Regions from separate parts of the Homo sapiens genome. Here region 2 is linked to region 1. A link is a loop called in an ENCODE intact Hi-C map of the cell type or tissue named here. Cell type or tissue: mammary epithelial cell. All regions are shown on one strand. Each heading gives the region's core, and the rest is flanking DNA. Links, peaks and the distances in the headings are about the cores only.

Region 1 (5,392 bases), core at 235-5,234:
TAATTGACTCACAGTTCCACATGGCTGGGGAGGCCTCACAATCATGGCAGAAGGCAAAGGAGGAGTAAAGTCATATCTTACATGGTGGCAGGCAAGAGTGTGTGCAGGGAAACTGTGCTTTATAAAACCATTAGATCTCATGAGACTTATTCACTATCAGGACAACAGCACAGGGAAGACCTACCCGCATGATTCAGTTAACTCCCACCAGGTCCCTCCCATGGCACATGGGAATTATGGGAGCTACAATTCAAGATGAGATGGGTGGGGACACACCCAAAGCATATCATTATAAAAAGTTTAAAAAATAGTATACTGAGTTTATGAATATTCACATTTGTCATCAAAGTATAAAATATGCATGTGAATAATAATATTGGGGGAACCAGCCCCCAATATTTCAACGTAGGTTCTTTTCTATTTTCCCTAAGTGTTGGCCAGTCTGAGAAATAAAGAGGAAGAGTACAAAGAGAGAAATTTTACAGCTGGGCCTCTGGGGGCGACATCACATATCAGCAGCTTCCGTGATGCCCACCTGAGCCGCAAAACCAGCAAGTTTTTATTAGGGATTTTAAAAGGGGAGGGGTGTACGAATAAGGAGTAGGTCACAGAGATTACATGCTTCAAAGGGCAATAAGAGATCACAAGGGCAGAGCAACATCACAAGGCAAGGGCGAAATTAGAATTACTGATGAGGGTCCATGTCCTGCTGGGCATGCATTGTCTTGATAAACATCTTAACAGGAAACAGGGTTCAAGAGCAGACAACCTGTCTGATTAGAATTCACCAGGCTGGAATTTTCCAATCTTAGTAAGCCTGAGGGCACTGCAGGAGACCAGGGCGTATTTCATCCCTTCTCTCAACTGCATAAGACAGACACTCCCAGAGTGGTCGTCTATAGGCCTACCCCTGGGAATGCATTCCTTCCCCAGGGTTATTCCTTGCTGGGAAAAGAATTCAGTGATATTTCTCTTATTCGCTTTCTGCAAGAAGAAAAATACGACTCTGTTCTGCCTGGCCCCGCAGGCAGTCAGACCTTATGGTTATCTTCCCTTGTTCCCTGAAGATCGCTGTTATTCTGTTCTTTTTTCAGGGTGCACTGATTTCATATTGTTCAAACACCCATGTTTTACAATCAGATTTCATATTGTTCAAACACACATGCTTTACAAACAATTTGTACAGTTAACGCAATCATCACAGGGTCCTGAGGTGACATATATCCTCAGTTTATGAAGATAACAGGATTAAGAGATTAAAGACCGTCATAAGAAATTATAAGAGTTTTGATTTTGCGAACTAATAAATGTCCATGAAATCTTCACAATTTATGTTCTTCTGCCACAGCTTCAGCTGGTCCCTCCATTCGGGGTCCCTGACTTCCTGCAACATAATAAGAACTAAATCAGAATAGCAGTTACTTCATGATGGGGAGGGCAGGAATGGGATCACGGGAGAGTTTTACAAAATAGTTCATTTCTATTTGTAAACTTATATTTGAAAACCTTTGTGGTGAGTACTCAGGTGGTTGTTATATTATTGTATAATATTTTTATGCTTGAAACATTCTATTAAAGAGAGAATAATTTTACATACAAAAATAGATTATATAGGGATATCTAGTGGGGACTAAGGCAAACTGAGAATCCATGCCCCATCCAAAGAGGACAAAGTCTACTCAGCGCCAGCCCATTTGTTACCATTTAGCAGTGCTCATCCAGTTGCAGATCTTTCCATTTTTCAAGCATAATAAAAAACTAGGATTGTTATATAAATACCTTAATATTTGAAAGTTTGTAAGTAATTGAAAAGAAATCCACAATGCAGATTGAACAAAGTGGGATTTAGCTAGCTTCAGTTAGTGGGTTACCAGTTTGCTGCTTCCTCTTTTATAGATATGTCAACTCTAAGGCATTAAAAGTTCAGGATAATTTCATCTGATTTCGTATTTGTCCTGTTCTACAGATATATTTGGGTTTATTAAATTGTATCAATGCTATAGTGTTTTAATGAACAATATTCTCCAACTTGTATGCAGGTGACTACAAAGTTTCAATGATGTCGGACATTAAATTCAAAGGGAACAATGGCAGGGCATAAGAGTAGAAGGGTGTAGACAAGGGCTGGATATTGTATTCTTGTATTACTTCACATGACTGTTCAAAGAGTCATATATTCTGAAAGAAGTGCTTCATATAACTTTAAGGAATATACACATATATACACACATATATATATATTTATTTGTGTAATGATAAACTCTGGCTGCCATATGTCTGTGGAACATCTGGATGACTTTGAATAAATGTTTTACTTTCCTTAAGGCTCTAGGTTTTCCCTGTGGAATGAGCCACATCTTGGCTCTCCTCCCACAGGCACTCAGCTCAATCCTAGATTCATTAATATTTGTTTAATTAATACATGAATTAACAAATGAGTAAATTATATATAAAGCAAAGAGCTTAGTCCAAAGGTATGCAAAGTTCACATTCTGTGATACATAATGCTATGAAAATATTTCTTCCCTATCTGTACAACCAGATCAACATTTATAAAATGCATTTTATAATAAAACCAGAAGATGGCAATAGAGTAACATAAATCTAAACACTACAGGCACTTCATAGTTTTATACAGCCTTTGTCCTTCAATATACTTGTATTGACTACTCTAACCCTTTGTCTCCAATTCCTATAAATACCTTACTATGAAAGTGGGCTGAAACATACACTTTCCTTAAAAAAAAAAAAATCAATAACAAAAACCCACATAGTAAAAGCATTCTCTTGCTGTGTGCAAAAGAATAGCAGGAGACTTTCTCACACAGGTAAGTTCTCAATTTAAGAAGTTTGTGAGAACACAAAATGAAGACTATCCAGAGAAATTGCCACACCCCAGATTAATTAAGATACATGTAATTGCTTTCAGCTCTAATTTCCGATATATAATATAACACAGTGGTTAAGTACTTGAGCTTATGCTGAAAGATTTGTTTATTTATTTGAGACAGCGTTTCACACTTGTTGCCCAGGCTGGAGTGCAATGGCGTGATCTCGTCTCACTGCAACCTCCGCCTCCCGGGTGCAGGCGATTCTCCTGCCTCCACCTCCCAAGTAGCTGGGACTACATACATATGCCACCATATATATGTTTTTTTTTCTTTTCTTTTCTTTCTTTCTTTTTTTTTTTTTTTTTGAGACTGATCTCACTCTGTCACCCAGGCTGGAGTGCAGTGGCACGATCTCGGCTCACTGCAAGCTCCGCCTCCCGGGTTCACACCATTCTCCTGCCTCGGCCTCCCGAGCAGCTGGGACTACAGGCACCTGCCACCACGCCCGGCTAATTTTTTGTATTTTTAGTAGAGACGGGGTTTCATCTTGTTAGCCAGGATGGTCTCGATCTCCTGACCTCGTGATCCACCTGCCTCAGGCTCCCAAAGTGCTGGGATTATAGGCGTGAGCCACCGTACCTGGCCTAATTTTGTATTTTTAATAGAGATGGGGTTTCACCATGTTAGTCAGGCTGGTCTCGAACTCCTGACCTCAGGTGTTCCACCACCTTGGGCTCCCAAAGTGCTGGGATTACAGGCATGAGCCACCGTGCCCAGCGTTTGCTGAAAAGATTTGGGTTTAATTCTGGTTTTTCCATTTACAGGCTCTGTGACCGTGGGCAAGTTTTTCTGACAATTTCCCCTTCTGTAAACTAGGATAATAATAATAGCTGTTATCTTGTGGTGACATGATAAGGATTAAATGAAATGACACATTTAGCTCAGTGTCTGACAAGTAATAGGAAGCTAAAAAATGTTAGCTATTATCCTTGACACTAAATTTGGATGAAAGAAAGTTGTTTTGTATTAATTTCGAAGGAAGGCTAAACATTGAGTGGTTTCAGAATAATTTTTGAAGTTTGTAAAGTAAATAATTGAAGCAAAGTAAAAGAGAACAATTTCCAGGAGCAGGTTGCAAGTTTCTATTCACTGTGGATGTTAACCAAGTACTACTTTTATATAAGAGCTAAGCAGACTGGTGTTTCATTTAGTTTCCCTTTCTTTGCCAAAGATTATTATTATCCTTAACACTCTGCATTCAATCTCCCCTAATCAGTTTATTAAGTAAATACAGGCCCAGTTCCATTTATTGATGATGTGGTTGGAGACTTAGCAGAACTATGTGAAGTGATCTTATTTGTGACTGCGATGGTGTTAAAAATATCAATAAACGGAGATCTTTCTATTGCTCAACCTGAGATATCCGGTATTCAATAGTAACATGGTTGTTATGCTTATGAAATTTTGCATTTTAACTTGCATAAAATAAAAACTGCATTCAGATGAGTAAAGGGGTTCCAATCTCTAACTTGAGAGAGAAATGTCATTAAGGATAACTTACCTTCTCAGAAGTCTGTGAGCTTGTAGAGAAAAACCAGCACCATAATTGACAACTTCTTTTATACCAGCTGAAGCAGACATGAGAGTCAGTGAAGTATAGTACACAGAATGATCACATTCACTGCCTTAGTAGACGTGACATTTCCTGGTCTACTGTCATTTTTTTCTCTTTGAAATCTAGACAGTATGAGTAATTGATGCTAAGTACTTGCATTTGAATACTAAAGTTCTACCAAGCCAGCACTTCTTATCTCTGGCTGCATATTAGTAACACCCAAGAGTTTTACAAATGTCAAAGCCAAGGGTCTCATTCCAGAGCTCTTAAATCAGAATTTCTGGAGGAAGGAACATAAATTATTTTTAAAAAATGTTTCCTAGGTATAGGCTGGGCACAGTGGCTCATGACTGTAATCCCAGAACTTTGGGAAGCTGAGATGGGCAGATCACTTGAGGTCAGGAGTTCGAGACCAGCCAGCCTGGCCAACATGGCAAAACCCTGTCTCTACTTAAAAAAAAAAAAAAAAAGAAAATTAGCCGGGCATGGTGGCACATGCCTGTAATCCCAGCTACTTGGGAGAATGAAGCAGGAGAATCGCTTGAACCGGGGAGGCAGACATTGCAGTGAGCTGAGATCATGCTACCGCACTCCAGCCTGGACCACGGAGAGAGACTCCATCACAAAAAGAAAAGTTTCCTAGGTGATTTTAATATTCTCCTCAGCTTCCCTTCCACACCTTTCAGAAGACAACCCCCTACTTTAGCAAATCAACTTCATCTAATGGGATTGCCTTAGTTTTCTACCGCTGTATTTCCTAATGAGCCTTTACTTTACAGATCCAGTTCTCTCTACTTGTCTCGAAGGCTGAAATGTCTTCACCACCACACTCCCCTACCCAAGGCTTTCTCCTCCACCTTAAACATACCTACCTCTTTCAGGATTGTGTTCCTTCAATTATCCTCTCTCATTTTGAGTTTTCAGTTCAGGCTTAACAAACTATTGA
Region 2 (5,392 bases), core at 240-5,239, 790 kb after region 1:
GTTGCTATGTTAAGGTGAGATTTTGGAGTTCTTTGTTAGCACAGCATACTCTACCCTATCCTGGTTTTGCCTGACTAAAACCAAGTGAATAGAAACAGGATAGCCAATTTGAACATACCTTTACTCTTAGTGAAATAATCTCTCATCTCTGCACTTCAAAACAAATATTACCTTTTTGGAACCTTTCTAAACTCTTCCATTCTGAGATAGAGACATTCCATTTGTACTTTCATACACTTAAATCTCTGTATTACATCTTTGATTATATGCCTGTATTCTCCTGTTTGCAATTATATTATTCAAACCACTAGCACTAAAGCGCTTGATCAGAAATACAAAAGAACTAAGAAGAATAAATAAAATCACCAACTTTAAGCTAGAAATCTTTATTAGTAGTAAAAATCAATAAATCTGATATTAATTGTATCTGTGTTTGATATATTCCAAGCATCATTAGTTATTCTATGCCCCATTGAGATGCTGCTTCTTTAGCCTCTGGCTGCAGAAAACTCCACAGACATTCACAGCCCTTAGGCTGTCCTGTCTATTGTAAAGAGGAGTCATTTCATGCACAGATTGTGTGTACAAAGGGAATCATACGTTGTTTTGGGGGACAAGGCAAAAGGAGGATGACAGCAAAAGAACACGAGAAAAAGAAAATGTGTGATTTTGTTCACATTCTTCCCAACCATATGCATATATATATAGATAGATATATACCCACCAAAATGTTGGGGATAAATCAGGGAAATTAATCTACAATGTGGCATTTCGCTCATCAACAAAACAGTAAGAAAGGTGTTTTTTGACAGGAGTTTGTAAAATACAGTTCTGATCCATCCTCTAATGATATCACATGAGAAGCTTCACAAAGCTCTCATAAGAGGCCTTCCTTGTTAAAGGGGGTTGGCAAAGTGCTACTAATTATATGTGTGGTACACAAAGCAGTGTAGACATTGAATTAATGCTTGAACAAACGCAATGTCTGAAAAATTAATGTCTCAAAGCAGAATTGTCCAGCATTAAGTAGTTCAGAATACAACAGATAAATGTAGATAAATGCAGCAATTATGTAATGTACTGATTTTCTCAAATTCTTTGTATTTCTAGATAAGCACAACAAAGCCACCTGATTACAGTGAACAGATTACTAGGAAGTCGAAGACTGTTTCTGCATCTGGGGGCTGTAATTAGATCTCCTGGTTTATTTCCAACCAGGCAATTTTATGCTAGTGGTTTGAATAATGCAGTTGCAAAATTAAAGTATCACTAAAAGAAAATGAAATATTTTAATATTGATATACATTCATTTTAATAAACACTGTGACAGAAACATTATACATCATCAATATTGCTGATTGATTTAGAACCTTAATCCCATCCTAGTCAGCTGGTAATATCTACCACCAGAGGGCAGAGAGTGAATGCTAATGATGTAATGTGTGTTATCCCATCCAGGGTAATCCTATTCTAGTGGCATTCTCTAAGTAAATCTCAGAGTATTATCATTAAGAGGGTTCTCTTGTCACAGACACAACCACCACAATCTCATTTTCTCTCCTAAACTATTCGGCTCAGATCGCTTAATTTTTCCACCCATATCCTTTCAAGATAACAGAAATACTTCTGCATTAATCCTTGTCCTTAGTCTTTCAGTCAAGAACAGTGAAGATAAAAAATATGCACAAATAAAATACTATTTGTTGGTTCTGTATATAGGAAGAATGAAAGGGAATATTTTTGTAATTGCAGTATGCTCTATTGAATTTGGAGTATAGATTAATAGATTTTTCAGTAAATTTATTGTTATAACCAGTAAGCATTTTCATTCTATTTGGAGAAAAACTAATTTCACCCAAAATTTTTGAATCCAGGTTCCAATCAGTTCTAAACACGTTTGATGGCATGAAATTTCAATTTATTATATGACAAAACAAAAATATGTATATGCATCTTGTAAATGAGTTACATATATAAAAACTCCATCAATGACTCTTCCATTTTAAAATAGGAATTATGTGTCTTAGTGCTAAAAACTTAAATGAGTTTTCTCAAACTATTTTATTTATTATTGACTATGACCATCATATAGAATACCAGTGTAAATTGGATACTTCATAAATAGTGATTTACAGTTCATCGTATGCTGGAACTCAAGAACATTTTTCATAAGTTGGCTTTATTGTTTTCTGGACAAGGATTGTTCTTGCTTAGCATGACCTTGGTTCAGGTGATGAATTCTATTATAGAGCCAAAGAAGTTTATGTTTTTTTATCTCCTTTTCATCATTGTTTGGCTCTACGAAGATTAGATAATGCATGCTCTCTGGAAGATGTTGAATGCACATGAAATCATTATGTGAACACACTGCCAGTCTTAAAGCTGAAAATTATTTTGAATAGTGGATTTCAGAGCTGATCAACTTGGCTTGGTCTCCTTTTTCAACCTTAAAAGTTAGCATTTAGTGAATGAATATCACTAACTAATGTAAAGGTAAATGCCAACCAGATTGTGTTGTCTCTCAAGGATGGCCCATCTCATATATCCTCACATATAGAATACAAGTGCAGTGTTAGGGAAGAATTCAATTTTTCTGTGCTGCTATTTTACAGAATTTATTTTATTAGAGATCCAGTCCACTATTCTTCCTGCCAATTTTCCTATAAAGTCTGATGAGATCACCTAACTAAAAATTATTAGAAGCACTAAATTTGCTTTGAAAATAATAGTCACACAGAATTATTACTCTACTTAATCTTTGAATATAATGCTCTTATTCTTTTGTGTTCTAATAAACTTGGAAAATGATTATTCTTACAAGTTAACAAAATACTTAAAAGCTTACTAAGCATCTACAACATTCTAAGAACTATGTCAAGCCCTTCAGTTTTATTTTATTATTTGTCCTATGTTACTGATGGGGAAATTGAGAACTAGAAAAATACCTTTGCCTTCTGCCAGATCTTCTGATTGGAAGTGTTAAGTGCCCATGCCAGTTTCATTTTGTTAGATGAAGCAGATCTCATGGCCCAACCTGTCATCACTAGAATAGGAAGTCTTTCCAGAACCATCTCATCAGGGAGATGCAACAAATGTTTTGATATAAAAACATCTATGACCAATGCAATCATGTATCAGCAAATGCAATTAGAGATGATAGGAAAGGGCACACTATACTGCCTCCTGGTGGTTGTGAAACTTTCAGAGAGAAAGCTATGCATAAATTAAAAAGGACCTTTCAGGAAATGTAAACAGATAAAGACATGATACGAAAATGCCAGCTGTATTTGGGGAAGAATAAGCAGATCAGTTTGAGCGTAGACTTGTCTCTGAGGTAGTGATAGGAAATGTGGCGAAAAGTACATTTTGTGCCATGCTAAGAAGTTTTTACTCCATCCTTTAGGCAGTGTGTGTGTATGTGTGTGTGTCAGCAGGGGAGGTAAAAGAATCAGGAGTCTTAAAACTCCACAGCAATGAGAAGGTTTGAACTGGGTTCAAGATTGGCCAAGTGCAGTGGCAAATGCCTGTGATCCCAGCACTTTGGGAGGCTGAGGCAGTTGGATTATTTGAGATCAGGAGTTTGAGACCGGCCTGGTCAAAATGGTGAAACCCCATCCCCACTAAAAATACAAAATTAGCCAGGTAATTGGTAATTTTGGTAGCGGGCCTGTAATCCCAGCTATTCGGGAGGGTGAGGCAGGAGAATCGCTTGAACCTGGGAGACAAAGGTTGCAGTGAGCCGAGATGGTGCCACTGCACTTCATCCTGGGCAATGGCAAAACTCCATCTCAAAAAAAAAAAAAAAAAATCTGGCAGCAGTGGGTGGGGGTGAGGGAGGGCTTGGGGGTAAGGGTAGAAAGAGAAGGGAGTAGGCAACATCTACGGCAATCAATCCTCTTGGTGTCCATTGCACAGTCCAGGCAATGGCTTTACCAAGATGTGGAGGGTAGAGGGATAGACAATACTCAAGGGAGTTTTAGGCTCAAATAAGTACATGTTAATATGGTAATTCTTCCTTCAAATAGAAATACCTTAAATACAAACTGAAGTTTTGCAAAGCAAAATGAAGATGTTTTTTAAACAGTGTGCTTATTGAAAGTAACAACTTGGGCATAGTATTTTTCTTCTGACATGCATTACAAAAGGGACTCACACAGGTCGATTTTATAGGCAAAAGCTGGACAATGAAATACTGACTTGGCTTATATAAATAGTTTGAACTGAACTTAACCTTATGAGAAGAACAGGGGCAAAGATTATAGGTGATTGTAATTTTTGTAAGTAGTTAAAATGAAAAGATTTTTGAAGGCTTTTTCAAGTAAGGAAATTGTACAAGATAAAACAAGAAACAAAATCCCATTTCCTCAGAAATACGCTAACTATTATGCAATATCTAAAAGAAAAATATAAGCGTTGATGCTTTTCTCTCAAGTTGTCTTGTTTGTGGGTAATATTTTTCTTTTCCTGTGAAAATCTGGAAACCCAAGTTGTTTGTACTACTCACATACAAAAAACCTTCCACTTATATCTTTAAGGAGTAAATGTGTTTTATCCTTTCTTTTCTTGTCCCTGTGGTTTATTTCCAATATTCTTTATTTTTAAGAAATGCTTGAAGTGCTTCGTCTGGTACTTGATTTAGTTTCTGGTGAACTTGCATAGAGTATTATGATCTATTCAAGTGTATATTATCTATTCAATTCACACAATGGAATTGGAATAACTCAGTAGTCACTTGCATGCATATATTTAACTAGAAGTTCCAAATTTCCTATATTTAAATCTTAGGAGAATCATTTCGTATGATTAAAATACATTGTTTAAAAGCACCTTTTAAAATCTCAAAAATGACTCAGTTCCAAATTCTCTAACTTGTACCTTTCTATTTGAAGCTACATTTTTCTATTTAGGATCTCATGCTGTTTCCAAATCAATACAAGTTTCTGGCAAAAATACACTCTGCCATCAAAATAAGAAGTGTATGTTTTACTTTTTCTTTGTAAAATTTGGTATAATATCAGTAGCATGTTATAGAAGTGAGTAAGGTTTACTTGATGTGACTAGTTATTGAATTTGAAATGTTTACATTGGTATAAAATTTGAGTATTTGAAACCTTCGTTAAAAATTAAACAATTTTGACTCAAAGATACATTACTGAAAGCTCAAAATTTTGTTTATACCTTATTTATGTGTATTTTACTTATTGTAATAATAGAATGGTTTAGCTTATTTTTTCTGGAGACTAATACTGGGAGTCTATGGCCAAGTTTCTGATAAGAGAGATGATTTGGAAGATGTATAATCAACAGTGATATGAACGTGTGCTATCTGTTAGGGGTGTCATCTATGTCAGGCACTATAGGAGGCATGTGTGGTTTTCTTTTATTTAATACT

What was found. Peaks named below come from ENCODE experiments on the same cell type or tissue, not always from the same donor. Only the 100,000 strongest peaks of a DNase experiment are listed, where the experiment ranks them.
Region 2: it touches region 1 in a loop (11-fold over the local background); 5 of 110 quality-filtered maps call a loop at or near these places.

The regions. Positions count from the first base shown.
Region 1 is chr2:210,246,259-210,251,650 of GRCh38, forward strand. No RefSeq gene overlaps it. Among named protein-coding and RNA genes, the nearest start is that of ACADL, 24 kb to the left of the region's middle. RefSeq lists an enhancer at 465-1,032. In mammary epithelial cell, for the core only: a CTCF peak has its summit at 2,579 (motif pointing right); no DNase peak of the experiment used is centred there.
Region 2 is chr2:211,032,557-211,037,948 of GRCh38, forward strand. It overlaps LOC107985978 (a long non-coding RNA gene), which reads left to right. Exons shown (of 4, transcript XR_001739867.1): 2 at 1-14. Among named protein-coding and RNA genes, the nearest start is that of CPS1-IT1, 420 kb to the left of the region's middle. In mammary epithelial cell, for the core only: CTCF peaks have their summits at 1,403 (motif pointing right) and 3,180 (motif pointing left); no DNase peak of the experiment used is centred there; H3K27me3 peaks cover 120 bases.